2 separate regions of the Mus musculus genome follow, and region 2 is linked to region 1. Evidence: chromatin loops called from intact Hi-C (ENCODE). Cell type or tissue: heart. All regions are shown on one strand.

The links. A loop is a pair of places that touch in the nucleus more often than their neighbours do. Peaks named below come from ENCODE experiments on the same cell type or tissue, not always from the same donor. Only the 100,000 strongest peaks of a DNase experiment are listed, where the experiment ranks them.
Region 2: a loop joins it to region 1, with 2.1 times the contacts of the local background. A loop is called at or near these places in 4 of 42 quality-filtered maps.

The regions. Positions count from the first base shown.
Region 1 is chr17:72,853,476-72,861,475 of GRCm38, reverse strand. No RefSeq gene overlaps it. Among named protein-coding and RNA genes, the nearest start is that of Gm30256, 14 kb to the left of the region's middle. In heart, CTCF peaks have their summits at 3,147 (motif pointing left) and 5,984 (motif pointing left); no DNase peak of the experiment used is centred here; H3K27ac peaks cover 336 bases.
Region 2 is chr17:73,084,309-73,092,308 of GRCm38, reverse strand. Gm41616 (a long non-coding RNA gene) reads left to right here and starts at 7,726. Exons shown (of 4, transcript XR_876944.3): 1 at 7,726-7,893. In heart, a CTCF peak has its summit at 4,327 (motif pointing left); no DNase peak of the experiment used is centred here; H3K27ac peaks cover 2,469 bases.

The DNA.
Region 1 (8,000 bases):
CCAGAAATAGAAGCCATCTTTCCACTCTTACTTTGAAAAGCTAATATGAGGGCACTAGGTCCTTTCAGGTTGTGGGAAGGGAGCAGCCACAGCTCATCCCGGGTCCACGGTCAATGACGTCACTTGGGTAGCTCGCCATTGTATTCACACATAGAAAGTGGCATGACCACTTCGTCAGGACTGGGTGTCTAACATTTGCCTGCATGTCACTGACACTATACCAGTCAATTCTCAAGTTGATGCTACAGAAAACATTAGAGCCCTCATGGGGCTGCAATGAGTGCTGATGTGTATGGAAATAATGGAGAAAAAGAGGTACCTGTGTGAGAAATAATGGAGAAAGGAAGGTGCCATCTTCCCAAGCCTACATTCTCCTTTCTGTGGAAATCATAAGCACGTTGATTTTGTTTGCTACGTTCCAGTCATTGTGCCACCTGCGTCAAGCACTGTCTCAGCCCAACCCTACATCACTGAAGGCCACATAGCTAGAAAGTAATGAAATGGGGTTCAAATTTAGATATCTAGAAAGTTCTTATTCCTAACACCACTATCTTAGTTATCAGTTCATAAGCAGAACATATTTTTCTTCTCAGTACCATGGCACCCTGCCTTCTCTCTTCTTGTAAACATATAATGATGGAATTATAATGAAAATCAGTCAAGACAACTAATCTTTAATACCCAATGAATATTTTAAGGGGACTTCAAATCTCATAAGATCCCATAATCTATTAGGCCATTTTAGCAATTTATAATCATAGCCTATAGAGAAAGTCAAGAGTAATAAGTTGGCCTCATTATTTCAACCATTGGAGATCTCTTGCATGATAATTGGCTCCTAACAGCTACAATCTAATTTAATTTATTGACAAATACCTAGTATTTATATTTCATGGATATTCTTTTAATTATTAAATCACTACATCTTGGAAAGAAATATAATTTTGTTACAAGGCAAATGTTCTTTATGGAGACATCTCTAATGACATTTTAAAAGTATATGAGGATAAGATTAGGTTTCAAAGATGAAATTTGTTACACTTTGCTAAAGATTTTTTTTTCAGGAAATACTTTACATGCAAAACTATTTAGACAGCTAAAGTAATTATCATGGTGATTAAGAGTAGAAACTGAGCACTTGGGGCTGGAGAGATGGCTCAGTGGTTAAGAGCACTGACTGCTCTCTCAGAGATCCTGAGTTCAATTTCTAGCAACCACATGGTGACTCACAACCATCTATAATGGGATCTGAGTCCCTCTTCTGTGTGTGTTAAAAAGAAACCAAGTGCATGCATGTACACTTTAACTTAGAATGTCAGGATGTCTAGAATTACCACCCCCATACATAATTGAAAATAAAAATAAATTTTAAAAATTTATTTTATTATTTTCAAAATAATTTTTTAAAAGTGAGATTAAAGAAATAAGATTAAATACAAGTCATGGTAAGATAGAACTAATCATACAGTTTTGGGGGTACAGAACAAAACTAAAATGTGGGCTCTTGCTCAAGATAATTAGAGTCAGTAATGGTGGCACATGTCTGTAATCTCAGCACTCAGGGTTCTGCCATGACACCAGGGCTGTACAAAAAGATCTTGTCTCAAACAACTCTATAACTGAAAACAAATGGAGATAAATAGGATTTCAATAATACAATGTCAGGAGGACATGGCCTTTCTGGGTATGGTCACTGGACATCTGAGAGTCTGTGGAGGCTTCAGAGACAGCAGGGATAGAGATGACATGAAGTGCCACACAGAAACTCTATGCCATCGGCAGAGGTTACTGAAGAATGTCAGTCCTTTGTGCTTGGGCTCAGTTTGCCACCTTGTTTTACACTCCATGGAAAACGAACCTACGGGTAACTTCATCTTGTAAAGAGACCTGCAGGGTCAAGCTTCAGAAATCGGATTTCAGGTCCCCAGGAAGGAGCGTGCATGCTGAGAGGGGGTGCAGAGCACCTAGGCAGATGGATGTACCCCCACCTTCCCTCCTCCTGGTGTTATGTCAAGTTTAGGAAGACGAATACAGAACATAAGGGTGCTGTTTCCTAGCACGGGTCTGAAACCATAGAGCTAATCTCATTGGGCTTTGCGCTACATTGAATTAAACTCAGTTAATTCTAATTTCACCAAATAGGGTTACCGAGGGAACAGGAAGAGGAGCTTGGTAACTGAGTTCCACTGGCCAATGGGAGGTGAGAGGGGACGGAAAATTGATTTTGTGCCTGCTGAGGAGCAGGTGAGGCCATTTTGATCTGCCGTGGGTAAAGTCTGTTTCTTTGTAAGGACGCAAAGGCATTTCTGGTAGAAACTTTGCTTAGACGGGTGGGCTGTGTGTTTCCTTGGGGATTCTTTCAATCTATCAATGGAGTCTCTGTTGATGGATACTGTTATTATATACTCCAAGGAGGGACATCCCACTCAGACCAGAATCTGGAAAGAAAGTGTGCTGTCTACAGTTCACCATGCGGCCCTCTCTAGGCTGGAAGACTGTTCTTAGGTGTGGCTACACAGTATTTCTTCTGAGGTGAGGGGCCACCCAATTGATAGGTCCTTGTTCCTTTACGCTAGGCCTAGATCTGTAAAGGGGCGGAGGGGGGAGGCAGTGATGTCCAAGTCTGATGAGGGGCCCCAAAGCCTCAGTCATAAAATGCTGGAGGTGGTCCACAGTGCATGCCAGGAGACACAGCAGGTGCTTTCTGAGTTGAGTACAGTGGGGGGGGGGGGGGGTGGGTGGCACCAAGACACTCTCTTTATTTTCAAGAGCAAATGGATTACTGAAATTAGTTATTGAAAACCCTCCTTCAATTCTGCCTCAGCAGAATTGTGGGGATTTTGCACAAACATTTCTGGCCAGTGAAGACTTATACTCAAGGCCACCCAGACTCTCATAAGCCACCAAGCAGGGCTCCACCATCCGAGCTCCCTATGACAGGGATGAGGAGCCTGGTTTGAACTGGTTTCTAGAGCGGGCTAAGTCCTAAAGGCACCATCAGCTCACCCACAAGGATCAAGGACCTGACTGGTCTGGCCATCTCCACTAGCCTCATTGGATTTGTCCTCTGCATCCGTGATGACAATTATCTGCATAGCCTGATCAGAAAATGTTCCAATGGTTCCCCCTGCTGCCCACATGTCATACTGCATACAGTTACAAAAGGAAGTACTCCCAAATGACCCCCTTTTAAATGGCATCTAACAAGCAAACAAAGTCTTAGGTAGCAAATGATAGGTTTAAAACATTGTCATCTTTCAGTGTCTATCGTATGATAGATGCTTTGGTATGAGGATGGCGACCTTTGGTTACAAGGGCGGAGCCTTATGAATGGTATTAGTGTCCTGATAAGGGGCTGAAGGTTAGAGAGATGCTCAGTGGGGAAGCTTCTACTGCGCAAGCATGAAGATTGCAGTTCCTAGCACCCACGTAGATAGCAGACAGGTGTGTCAGCTACCCTATAATCCCAGCATTCCTGAAGCCAGGCAGGGGATCCCCACAGCAAGCCAGCAAGCTAGACTAGGCAAATTGGTGAGCTCTAGTTTCAAGTGAGAGATGATGCCTTGATGCAGAAGGTTGAGAGCAACCGAGGACGACCCTTAGTGTCAACCTCTGCCATCCACGTGCATACAGGCACACACATAAGCACTCACACATACACACTGGGGGCAGGGGGATATGGCGAGGATGTCAGACACCAGAGAGGCTGAAGTTCTTCCCTTCCTCTGTGTGGGAACACGCCAAGGAGGAAGCACACCACATCTAAAGTGCCCCAACCTTGGATTCTCCTCCTTCAGAACTGCAAGAAATCCCCTTTGTTCTCAATCCAACCTTCCTATGGTATATGTTGAGTATTTCTCTTCTTATGTGCTTGGCATTAACAGAAGTGTATCAGCTAAAGATACAAAGATTCAACCAGGTACGCCACCCCTAATCCGAAATTTTGAAATGTTCTAAAATTTAAGACTCGTTGGTCTGGAGTAACTGGTTTGGGATGTTTTAGAGGCTCACCAAATGATTCTACTTTACAAACAAGATTCAGAACCACGCCCATTGCCTCGCCTGACACCAGGTATTGTAATTGCTTCAGAGGGCTGAGAAAAGTTAGTCAATCCAAGACACATAGAAGAAATGATATGTGCACATACGTGGCATCAAAGAGGCACGTCAAGGTTCTTAGCAAAGTGTGGGGATGAAGGATAAGTGGCCACAAGAGTTGGGGCTTCACAGACAAGCAGGAGAAATTCTAGGCACCAAAGGGTGTGGGCAACCTAGCCAGAGGAGAAGCTGTCTGCAGCAGAGCGTGCTGATGACAGCATGGCCCTTTCTGGGGGCAGGCAAGTGTCGTGAGATGGCAGCTGTGGAGGGATGAACTCAGAGTTAGACTAGAGTGTGGGGAGTCAGGAAGAATCAGGACATACTGGACAGATGTCTTGCGGAGTATGTAGGAAGACAGGTAGTATCTGTTGTAGAAATTTTTAATTTTGATTTGGGGTTTCTACCCTGCCTTTCACCATTCAGTTCCCAGATAATATAATTTTTATTACACACACACACACACACACACACACACACACACACAATTACCCATGGCATAATGCTAAGTGCAGTCCCCAAGAACTAGTTGTCCCAGAGAAGAGAGAGTCACTCTTAGACCCACGTGATGTTATTTGACCTTGCCCCCAAATTATTTCTGCTTGGTAAATAAAGATGCCAACAGCCAATAGCTGGGCAGAAGACAGGGGTGGGGGTTTAGGGTTCTGGGGCTTGTAGGGTAGGAGGAGAACCACGAGGGGAAGAAGGTGAAAGAGGAAAGAGAGGCTGCACTGAGTTGGGTGAGTCATGAAAATGTGGCCCCAAGGACTGGCCAATTGGAGTTAAGAGCAGCCCACATAAAACATAGTAAGTAATAATTCAATGTTATTGATAAAAAATTAGATTCTAAAAGCATAAAGGGTAGATATCAGCCCAGCTCTTGTGCTGTTTAAGGCTTATTGTAAGTATAAAGGTGTGTGTGTCTTTTATCCAGAAGCTAAATCATTAAGAAAAATCCGAGTTCCATACCTGCGGTGCTATTAGGCCATTTTATCCTCAAAGCTATTCTACAAAGTTAGCACTTTTAGTATAAAAATGAAGAAGTCGGAAAACTGCCCAAGGGCATGGTCACCAAGACTCAGGACTGGGATTCAAACACAAGTGCACCAGCGGCAGGTCCTGTAAGGGCATCTAACAGTATTCCGTACAAGCTAGCTTGAAAATTTAAGACAACTTATTGAGCACCCTGAGCCTCAGCTCCTTACTGTTCGCCCTCAAGAGCCCTCCAGTCTGGGCTGGCTGGCAGATATTAGTGTCTCTGCCTTGTGACCTGAAAGTGGTGATTTAGATCATCTTGTGGGAGGCAGACAGATGAAACTTGTTTTAGAATGTGTGATTAATCTAATTTCAGAATCTGCTGCATATGGAACGATTTATTTTCATTGAATCTGGAAGTTCTTTCCTAACTCAGAAGTCACTGGAAGCAGCAGCTGTTGGAGGAGTGAGGGTCTCACCTTCTGCTCCACGAACTCTTGCATCTTTCCCAGAATGGCTTTCATTTCCTGCAGCTGACAGGGCTTGGTGATTAGCCTCATAGCTGCTGGGAAGTGGTGCCAGGTGCATTTTGTCTGACAGGTGAAACAGATCTCAAATACTGCTGCATGGATAAGAGACAGTCTGCCAACTAAGCGTTTGGGCAGTTGTTACGTAGTTCCTGGACGTCTTTGTTATAGAAATGCACTTCAAATCTTCACTCCTGTTTTGAGAATTTTTTTTTCTATTTTAAAATGGAGAAAATAAAGTTTCAAAAGGTTAACTTCAGGGTCTAGAGGTACGGCTCAGCAGCTAAGAGCTCTTCCAGGGGTACATGGTTGGATTACAGCACACATAAGAGTTAGAGTCACAAGTGTCTCTAACTCCAGTTCCAGGGGACATGATGCCTCCTACTGGCCTCTGTGGGTAGCAGGCATGCAAGTGGTGCACAGACTTTAAATGCAAGCATAACATCTGGACCCAGAAAGAAAACTTTAAAATAATATAAAAATTGCACTGATTTTCTGTAACTTTAGATTGACATTATTAAGAAGAAAGTGAATGTTGGAACTAGTTTGACAGGTGTTCTTGTTTTAAATTAAGTGTGAGGTATAGACTCTAAAGCAAGATGGCAGAGGGGAGTGTCATAGATGGTGGGAACAGCAATTTGTACACGTGATATTCTGCAGTGTCCACCTGTCATGCTTCCCGTAACTCTGACCTAATTACTGGAGTAAAAGAGTCCTTTGCAGTAGTGCCTGGCGCTCCCTGGTTAGTGGATTTGTTCTGATTGAGTTCACGGTAAAAACGCTTTTCTTCAGAGTGAAGCTCGGTGGAACCACCTGATGCTCTTGCTCTTTGGGTCCATGTTAACACTCCCCACCTCAATCTCTGAGCCCACCTTTCTGTGGTCCCAAGAAACCTACTCGAACGCAGGCTTTTCTTTTTCTTTTTTCTTTTCTTTTCTCTTCTCTTTTCTTTCTTTCTTTCTTTTTTTTCGAGACAGGGTTTGTCTGTGTAGCCCTGCCTGTCCTGGGACTCACTCTGTAGACCAGGCTGGCCTCAAACTCAGAAATCCACCTGCCTCTGCCTCCCAAATGCTGGGATTAAAGGCGTGCACCACCACTGCCCGGCTCAACATTCCTTCTTAAAACCAAACCAAACCAACAACTAAACACAATAATGGAACCCTGTACAAAGTTCAGAGTCACCTTGTCTGGGGAACAACACTGGCTTTTATGTACTACACCACTGACCTTTTCAGTGAGCTTTCATCTTTTCTTTCCTTCTGCTACAGGGTGGTAGAAATTTAGGGGCATTGAAGATCTTAAAAGCAAAGCAATACCAAGTGTCTTGACATAGCAGATTATCAAAGTCTTTCTGACCACAGGTCATGACAGTGTGATAAAGGGGCAGACTGAATGCTTTTGTTTCTGAAAGTTCTAGCAAATAAGGTACATGCCACGCCTAGGTAAGACTGAAGAACTCTCAGACCAGCTGGTCCCTCTTTAGCTTAGCACTGAATTGGATTACATCACAAAGAGCTGTTTAAGGTTACTCTAACAAGATGAAAGTATTTCTGCCATAATTTGCATACTACCACTACATTTGTATGGCCTACATATTCAGGATGGTCTAAGAATCACTTTAAAAAGCGCTTGTTTTCAGTCAGGCCTTGAAAAGGTTGACTTCCCAGATACATAAAGTCAACTAAGTCAACAGGGAAGACTTTTCTTTACATTTCACCCAGTGATCTTTAAGCTAGATGCTCCTGTCTTTTCTGCTTATTTATCCATCTTAAGAGTCAATAGATTTTTTTTTTTTTATGACAGGGTCTCACCATGTAATGCCCTGAAATTTGCAATATGGACCAAACTGGCCTTGAACTTAAGAGTCTGCCTGTCTCTGCTCCTGAGTTCAAGGATTAATCACATCCTGCTCACCGTTTAAGCAGGAAGAAGGTTACATTATATTTTTATTTTTATCTGCTCCTCTGCCCTTCTGGCAGCTAACATGCTTTGCCCACGTGGCAAAATAGAAAGCATAGCTTATTTTGGTTTAATACTTGGTATTAATTTCTCTCCCCGTCACTTTGAGAAAATGCCTGACAGAAGCCACTCGAGGGAGGTTGACTTGGTCTCAGTGTCAGAGGGTTCAGCCCATCACAGTGAGGAAGGCATGATGGCTGGAATGAGTCGGTCTGTGGTGGTGAGAGCCACAGTGCACTCTGTTCATGTCTCAGCAGATTATATAGCAGAAAATGGGGACTGAAGGCAGAGTTGAATAGAACCCTTATGGCCTGTTCCTAGTGGCCTGCATCATTCAGTTATACCTCTAAGCCCCTGGGGTCTCACAACCTCCCACAACAGTACTACCAGATTGGGGGGGGCATAGACAAGACTGAGATGAACACTTTATGGCTAAACAATAAC
Region 2 (8,000 bases), 230 kb before region 1:
CCTTTTCTTTGAGCCATGTCTCACTGCCTTAAATGATCCTCTTGCACCATTATTAATCCCCACTCCCACGTGTCCACTCTTGCTGCCACCAATTCCATACAGCCATTTACAAACCGAGCACTATAAATTAGAACGAACTAAACCAATTGGCAACGTGGAGGGCCTTGCTTGCTAACTGGTGCTTTGGACAATGGTGTCTCCTCAGACACAAACCTTGTATCTCATGAAATGTTTGTTTCACCCAGAGCTCCAGAGCCCAGGCTGAAACAGAAACAAAGAGTTTATGGAGAAGCCATACCCTTAAAACTGCTACAGTTTCTAGGAAACTGGAAAATTCCATTGCTACAGCCAATGTCAACAGCACAGGCAAGACAGGAATGAGGGAACTCAAAAAGGAGGAAAGAATTTGATTAACAGAGACTAGGAATAACTAGCAAAAATGCCATGAACAGGACCAGAAAATACTGGCTCCGGGCGCTGATGTCTAGAAATTAGGAAATGCCTTTGCCTGCGCTGGCGTGAGTTGGTAAGATGGCAGGCATAGAGGACATGTTTCAGTCAGAAAGGATGATAGGAGTTACGAATACTAGCGGCAATGAACCTAGAAAACAGCATCCCAAAAAACACCCATCTTGGCTTTGGGTCTGCCTGGATACCCATAATGCCCTTGGCCACAAACCACCTGGTGATTCAAGCAGTTGCTAAGCCACTGTAAGAGATCTCAGTACTGTCGCAAGGGAGGTGAGCCAGGCCCGTAGAAAGAGGTGTGACCGGTTCAGACTGAGAGCTAAGGGAAAAGGTCACATAAGGAGAGGCTCCGCTCAGTTTCTCTGGTGCTCCATGCCTGCTCACTACAGTGGTTGCAGAAGGTGGACCAGTCCACTTGTCTCCTGATGCGTTTCTTCACTATCTGTTTAACAAAATGCTACCCGGGATAACTTGCAATTTTGTTTTTTGTTTTTGTTTGATTACTTGTTTGCCTTTTGAGATAGGGTCTCATGGGGCCCAGACTGGCCTTTAGTTCTCAGTGACCTTCCTGCTGCCAGGATCTTTAACTTTATAATAACTTTAATTATTTTAATTATCCATTATTCTATTACACAATTCCTGGGCTCAATTCCCAGCATATCATACACACGCATGCAATTAATACAGAATCAACAACTATGCTTTTAAAAAGTTTTTGAATAGCTTTATGGTTTTCCTTGAGTTTATGATTGCCTCATTTTGTGGTACTATAGTTTTCCATAAATAAATTTCTGGTTCTCTTTGTGTGCTTTGAAAATATATCTAACTTACTAGCTAATCCTCCAGTCATACTTTTGTTCTGCTTATCTTTTCTGGATTTTTTTCTGAATATCCTCGGCTTCAAAGTACACATGTCACTGAACCCTCTTCCTGACTCTTTTTTGCTAGTACCCTGATGTAGATTCACTCTTCATTTTGTCGTTGTTGTTATTGTTGTTGTTTTATTTTGCTTTGGGACAAGGGACTGAGGTGCATATTTTACATGTCAAAGCAGATCTGGCTCCCAGGTTCTCCCAGCATCTCTCAGTCCCTACCTGGCACACCCTGTCTCCAACCTTAAACTTTCCAGTCCAGGGACTGGGCTGCCCTTCCCCCCAGAGGCTCTTCCTTATATAATGCAGACATTTTGGCTCTCTCTCTCTCTCTCTCTCTCTCTCTCCCTCCCTCTCCAAACGTGTTCTTTCTTTCCTTCCTTCCTTCCTTCCTTCCTTCCTTCCTTCCTTCCTTTCTTCCTTTCTTTCTATCTCTTCCCCCTCCCCTGTCTCTACCTTGCCATGGCAACTCCCCTGGCCTCAGTCCTTGGGGCCAAGTAAACTCACCTGCAAGGAGCTTCTCAATAAACCCGCATTTAATATAATCTATCTCCAATTGGCTCATTTCACCGGCGCAGAAATGACTTATCAATTACGTTGAGAAGAGTTCTCATGTAGCTTAGGCTAGCCTTAAACTCATTGTGTAGCCAAGGATGGCCTGGAGCTCCTGATCCTCCTGCCTTAGCTCATAACTTCTGGGGTTGGAGGCATACACCCCACTCCTGGTTTTGTTTACTGCTAGCGATGATCCATCCTACAGCTTTTTTTCATGCTAATTAAGTATTTCACTCACCTAGCTGCATTCATTTACTTTTAAAGTTGATAGAGTAAATTTCCCAACAAATGACATGTGAGAGGTGAGCTTTGTGAATTTTGCATTTCTGAATGCAGCATTATTTTTCTCACCACATTTTGTAAAACTTAATCAACTGTTAAGAAACCCGTTGCCATCCTTTTGGTCCTTATTTTAAAAACCAAAACCAAAACCAAACCAAACCAAACAAACAAAAAAAACCCAACTTCTCTGCCTATTTAATAGAACCTTTTAAAACCTGGGTGTTTAGGTTCTTTAATTTGTGGAAGTTTTGTTGATTTTTTTTATTGTTTTATTTTGTTGTTGTTGTTTAATAATTTCCTTCCCATTAATGTGTCTGTTCCCTCCATTCTGGCAAGGCTGGTAGATACGATACAGGGTGCACAGTTCCATGCGAATCTCAGATAATCAAAAAGTGGTGTTTTAAAAGGTAAAAATCTTGCCATATAGCACAAGTTAGCCCAGAATTTTTATGTAAACCATGATAGCCCTGAACTGGCAATCCTCCCAAGTGCTGAGATTATATGTGTCACCAAACAAATAACTTTTTTATTGTGACTATGAGCCTGTTCTTACTGCAAATATGTTATTTATCCTAATTTATTTCATTGTCAGAAACTCAAATCTAAGTAAACATGCTGTATCCTGTTAACTATACATGAGTAGTCTATTGACTGGGATTCTTGTTATTAGGCACTAGACCTGTATGGTTGAAGCTATTGCTGATGCTTGTATTTCATTGTCTACTAAACTGTTTACATTTCTAGAGGAGTTCCGTTAACCTGGCTCTGTTGTTGTTGGCTTGTTTGAGTGCAGCCGTGGCTGGCATCAAGCTCCCTATTTAGCTGAGGCTGACCCTAGACTCTAAGCCTCCTGTCTCTGTCTCTCACATGCTGAGATTACAGGTCTGTGTGATCATGCCTAGTTTCCATGGTGCTGGGTATTGAACCCAGGGGTTCGTGACTTCTAGGCAAGCCCTTTAGTAACTGAACTTTTTAATCCCAAGCCCAAAGTTTTATCAATGTGATTTTTATTAATATGATTTTATTCTATCTGGTCCTACCGTTCAAAAATTTTAAAGATATCTGTTCTTATAGTGCGTTCATTTCACTGCACTTGTTCTTGTTTAGAGATCTGGTGTCTTCCTGGCTTTTTTGTTGTTTGTCTGTTTGTTTTCCGAATTTCCACCTCTAATCTTTGGACTCCTTTTTAAACCTGGAGACTCTGTCAAATGTCACGTTTGGTCGTCTGAACATAATTTAAGGTTGAGTGTTCAAACACTACTGAAAACTTTATGCGGCTCTTCTGTGTGTCGGAAGGGTTCTTTGAACTACATCCAGATGAGAATACACTCAGCTTCTAGCAAGCTGATGGTCTCCCATTCCTGCCTAGTGTACTGTATCCTCTGTCTGTCCAGTCAGCTATCCACACACCGTTGTCTTCCAGACTAACTATTTCAGAAGTGCCTTCCCTCATATTCCTTTATTCCTGTTCACGTCCCTAAACTCAGATACACAGCACTCTCCTGTCTTCCTCTTAGGTAAATTGACTCACTCCCCATGTAAACCATAACCAGTCTTATGAGCCAGTGTCTTTCTGTGTTTCCATAACTTCACATTTGTGTATGAACCAAAGTCTGACCATTACAGATTATAATGGCCACAAGACAGTCACAGAAACAGAAACTTTTCATAGTGAAATGGGATTCTTTATAGAGCAGGTCGAATACAAACATTAAATATTAATATTTTTCCTTAAAGTTACTGGTACATAGGAAGTACAACCTATGTCCCCATTCCCAGAGATTGAGGAAGAAGAGCAGATACGGGGTAGCTATCACAATATTTACCATCATTTGGACTGATGGAGAGATGGCTCAGTGGTTAAGAACAATGATTCCTTTATCAGAGGACCCACGTTTGATTCCCAGAACCCACTTGGCAGCTCACAAACTATCTGTAACTCCAGTCCTAGAGGATTAGACACCCTTTTCCAGTCTCTGTAGTCATTGAAGATACATGAGGTATGGAGATATACATGTAGACAAATATCAATAAAAATAAATATATAAAAGATATTTTTTAAAAATTTACCCATCCGGCCTGGTGAGATGGCTCAGCAGTTAAGAGCACTGACTGCTCTTCCAGAGGTTCTGGATTCAATTCCCAGCAACCACATGGTGGCTCACAACCATCAGTAATAGGATCTGATGTCCTCTTCTGGTGTGTCTGAAAACAGTGACAGTGTACTCATAAATAAAATAAGTAAATCTTTTAAAAAAAAAAAAGAAAGAAAGAAAGAAATTTACCCATCACTTTAATTTTGATTTATGAGATGGAAGGTTCTTGCCTGTGTTGGAACATTGCCATGGAGACGAGAAAGCTGTGATTAGGACTTTGAGTTCTGACATGATGCTGTGAGTCCAAAGGTACTGTCTGAGATTTAGCCCTCAGGGCCCAAGAGATGTGCTCAAATAGGAAGGAGCCCACAGGTTGGAGCCGTAGCCAATTTCAAGTGTAAGGAACCAGAGTGTCCTGCATTGCTCCTGATAATCAAATCAAAGGAGCAACGGAGAGCAAGCTGTGGCCAGGCTCCATCACTCCGAGTCCTCTCCATTGATAAGGAAAACACCAAACAGCTCTCTCCTGTCCCATCAGATTTAGAAGCACACAAAAAACAAAACCTGGAAATCCTATCAGACAGACTCTGAACATGAGACAGAGAATGGAACATAAACAAAGCGTTTTTATCCAGTGATGAAAAGATGGAAGACTGAGATAGTGGGCAGAGGAGTGTCCTCCGAGGGAGACAGACAGCTCAGAACCGAGATAGCAAAGGCGGAATAGTTATTGCCTGGGCTCAGCCACAGAGATAAAAGCTTCAGCGGGTATGCTGTGAAATTGCAAGAAAAAAAAAGAAGTCAGCTTATCAAAGGTTTCTGTCTAAGAGCAGGCGGGCAGGAACTCAGCCAAGCAGCAACTCGTGACAGTCACATATTGGGGCCCGACTTGAAAGGGGCCTCTCAGGTAGAGTCTGAGGGGGAACGGGGAATCTAGTGACAGCAAAGCACAGGTTGGCCAAAGGGCAGGGGAAAAAAGGGGGGAGCAATAAAGCCAAGCTTTTCAAAGTAGGCAGAGATCACTGACAACTGCTTGGAAAGAGACCTTGGAGAGTGACCTATTAATTTTCTGTGTTGGCTGCCAGGGTACCATACCCAGGTTTCCTTATGGCATTTCGATGACCGGGGCAAAGCAGTAATAAAGGATGAAGCAATCCAATAAAAAAGAATAAAAGGTTTATTTTTTTTTTTAGTTACTGAGATTGGCAAGGACATGTGGGAGACTATGCAAATGCCCGTGCGCATGCGCACGTGTGTACACACACACACACACACACACACACACACACCGTAGAACCGAGTGTGGCTGGAGGGAAGGAGAGACAATGAGACAGGAATGAAGACAAACAGACGCTTGGAAGAGGGCACTTGTGGGAACAACAAGCAAAAAGGGAAGCAAAAGAACTCAACTTTCCTTTAACATGAACGTATCCTATATCCCTGAGAGGATGTGGGCTTATGGGGACCCCTAATCCCAGGGCTGACCGGGAGAATCAAGTTAAAGCTCTAGCAAAAGTCTCAGAGAACCTTTGCTTCCGCTGACCGCAACTTGGCAATTCACGCGTGAGGAGGCATAGGAATTAGTTGTTGAGCCTCAACAGGGTTAGATTAAATAGAAATAGAATTGGCCTTTTCAAGCCTTGAAAATCAGACATGAGAGGTGGCACAGACTTGAAACCCAGATACGTGACTGGTGCTTTCAGCTTTGAACTATCACCTCTTCTTCGGATCTTCACACTCTGGGCCATGGCTTCCTAGCACAGACCTTGAATCTGATGCTTTTATTCCTACCTTCTAGATTCTGACTCCCAGTCGGTGGCCCATGGCTATACTATCCCAGAATGACCAAAGCAGTATCTCCATCACCAGTGAATATATACTGGGTGACCACAAAGTATATGTAGCACTTTCTATTTGCACACTGAGGGAGAAGGAAAGATTTACGGTTGGGCAAAGGAGACATTTGCAAACACGCCTTTTAGCCCCTTGCCCCAACCATCTCCCTTCCCCTGAAAATAAACAAGAACCTTTCTTCTTCTCATCATCACCATCATCGTGACAATGGCTATTGAACAATTTCTGATCACCCAGGCAATAGCTTTGTGGTAATACATATATAACCATTCTTTTAATGTTACAAAGAATGCTCTTTTTATGTCCATTGTCCAGATGAGGAAACTGGACTGTAGTGAACTGAAGGAATTTAGGAGTTTAGACCTAATGATCAAATCCACTTAGGGCTACCTCCAGATTTTAGAAATATTCTATTTATCCTCATCACCTTATTTTTTTCCCTAGCTTAAAAATGTTATTTTCTTCAACAAGTCTAAACTAGGTACATAGGAGATGTTACTATGTCATCATTCCATGCAGTTGAAATCTTTCATTGGTATACACAATGAGTGATATTGTGAATTCTCTAGTCAGGATACTAATTGGATTGTTTTATTTTGTCTTTCAGAAGCTGGTCAGCCTTGCCTCGGGTGCAGTAACATTTTTCAGACCTCCCGGCCTGGGCCACTGTGACCTGGTGTGAGAGGAAGTCCAGGGGTTCTCACCATTCGCTACTCAATGTCTTCTCTACCATGGAAAACAACATGGTCCCACTCAGATGTACCAGTGGCTGGTGGCTTGACTTGGTATCTTGTCACTCCTGGTGACTGTCTGGGAAAAGCTGGTATGAACATCTGCCCAGATTAGTCAGAGAGAAAACACACTTGCTTAGCTAATCGTTTGATTTATCATCTGCCTTAAATGATTCAGTTTTAATGCAGTGGTCTGAATGCAAGGGCCTGGGAACCTGACTCATTCTATCCGTATTTCCTGGGTAGTACTAGTAGGTCCAAATACCACCCAAATCATGTTGCATCTCCTATTATAGACCCTTAAAGAAGGCAAGCTCACATTTGTCTGAACCAACTGGAGGGCTGAAATAGAAGGAGGTACAAGGAGGAGACCAAGGATACAGCCCCTACGACATGTCCATAATAACTTCCTACTCTCCACCAATATTCAACAATGTTAATAATATTGCTAATTTATTAAGAGATTGATCTATTCATTAGGCTAGAAAGCCCATAATCTAATTGTTTCTGGAAATGCCATTTGCATATCCTCAGCTTAGCTAGTTATATTGTGATTTATCTTCCTCTTTCTTCCTTCCTTTCTTCTTCCTTCCTTCCTTTCTCCTTCTTTCCTTCCTTCCTTCCTTCCTTCCTTCCTTCCTTTCTCTCTCTTTCTTTCTTTCTTTCTTTCACTCCCTTCCTTTCTCTCCTCTCTCTCTCTCTCTCTCTCTCTCTCTCTCTCTCTCTCTCTCTCTCTCTTCATTTCTTTCTCTTTGTTTTTCCCCCTTTTCCCTGTTTCTCAAGACAGGATTTTTCTGTGTAGCCCCGACTGTCCTGGAACTCATTCTACAGACCAGGCTGGCCTCAAACTCAGAGATCCATCTGCTTCTGCCTTCTAAGTGCTGGGACCAAAGGCATATGCCAACACTTCCCAGTGTATCTTGTGATTTTAATCCAGTCAAAGTGGAACTATCATTGATGGCTTTCTGTTCGTCAAAGGAGTGCATGTAGCCCTGGAGGGCCAGTAGCCTATGCTTTGGAGAATGAAGCTCACAGGTACCTTTCACTATCCTTTAATTGGTGTTAGCATACAGGAAGCGATACAAGTTACAATTGGAAGTTCATTGTAATTTAGGAGCTTATGACCCAGGTTTGTGTGTGTG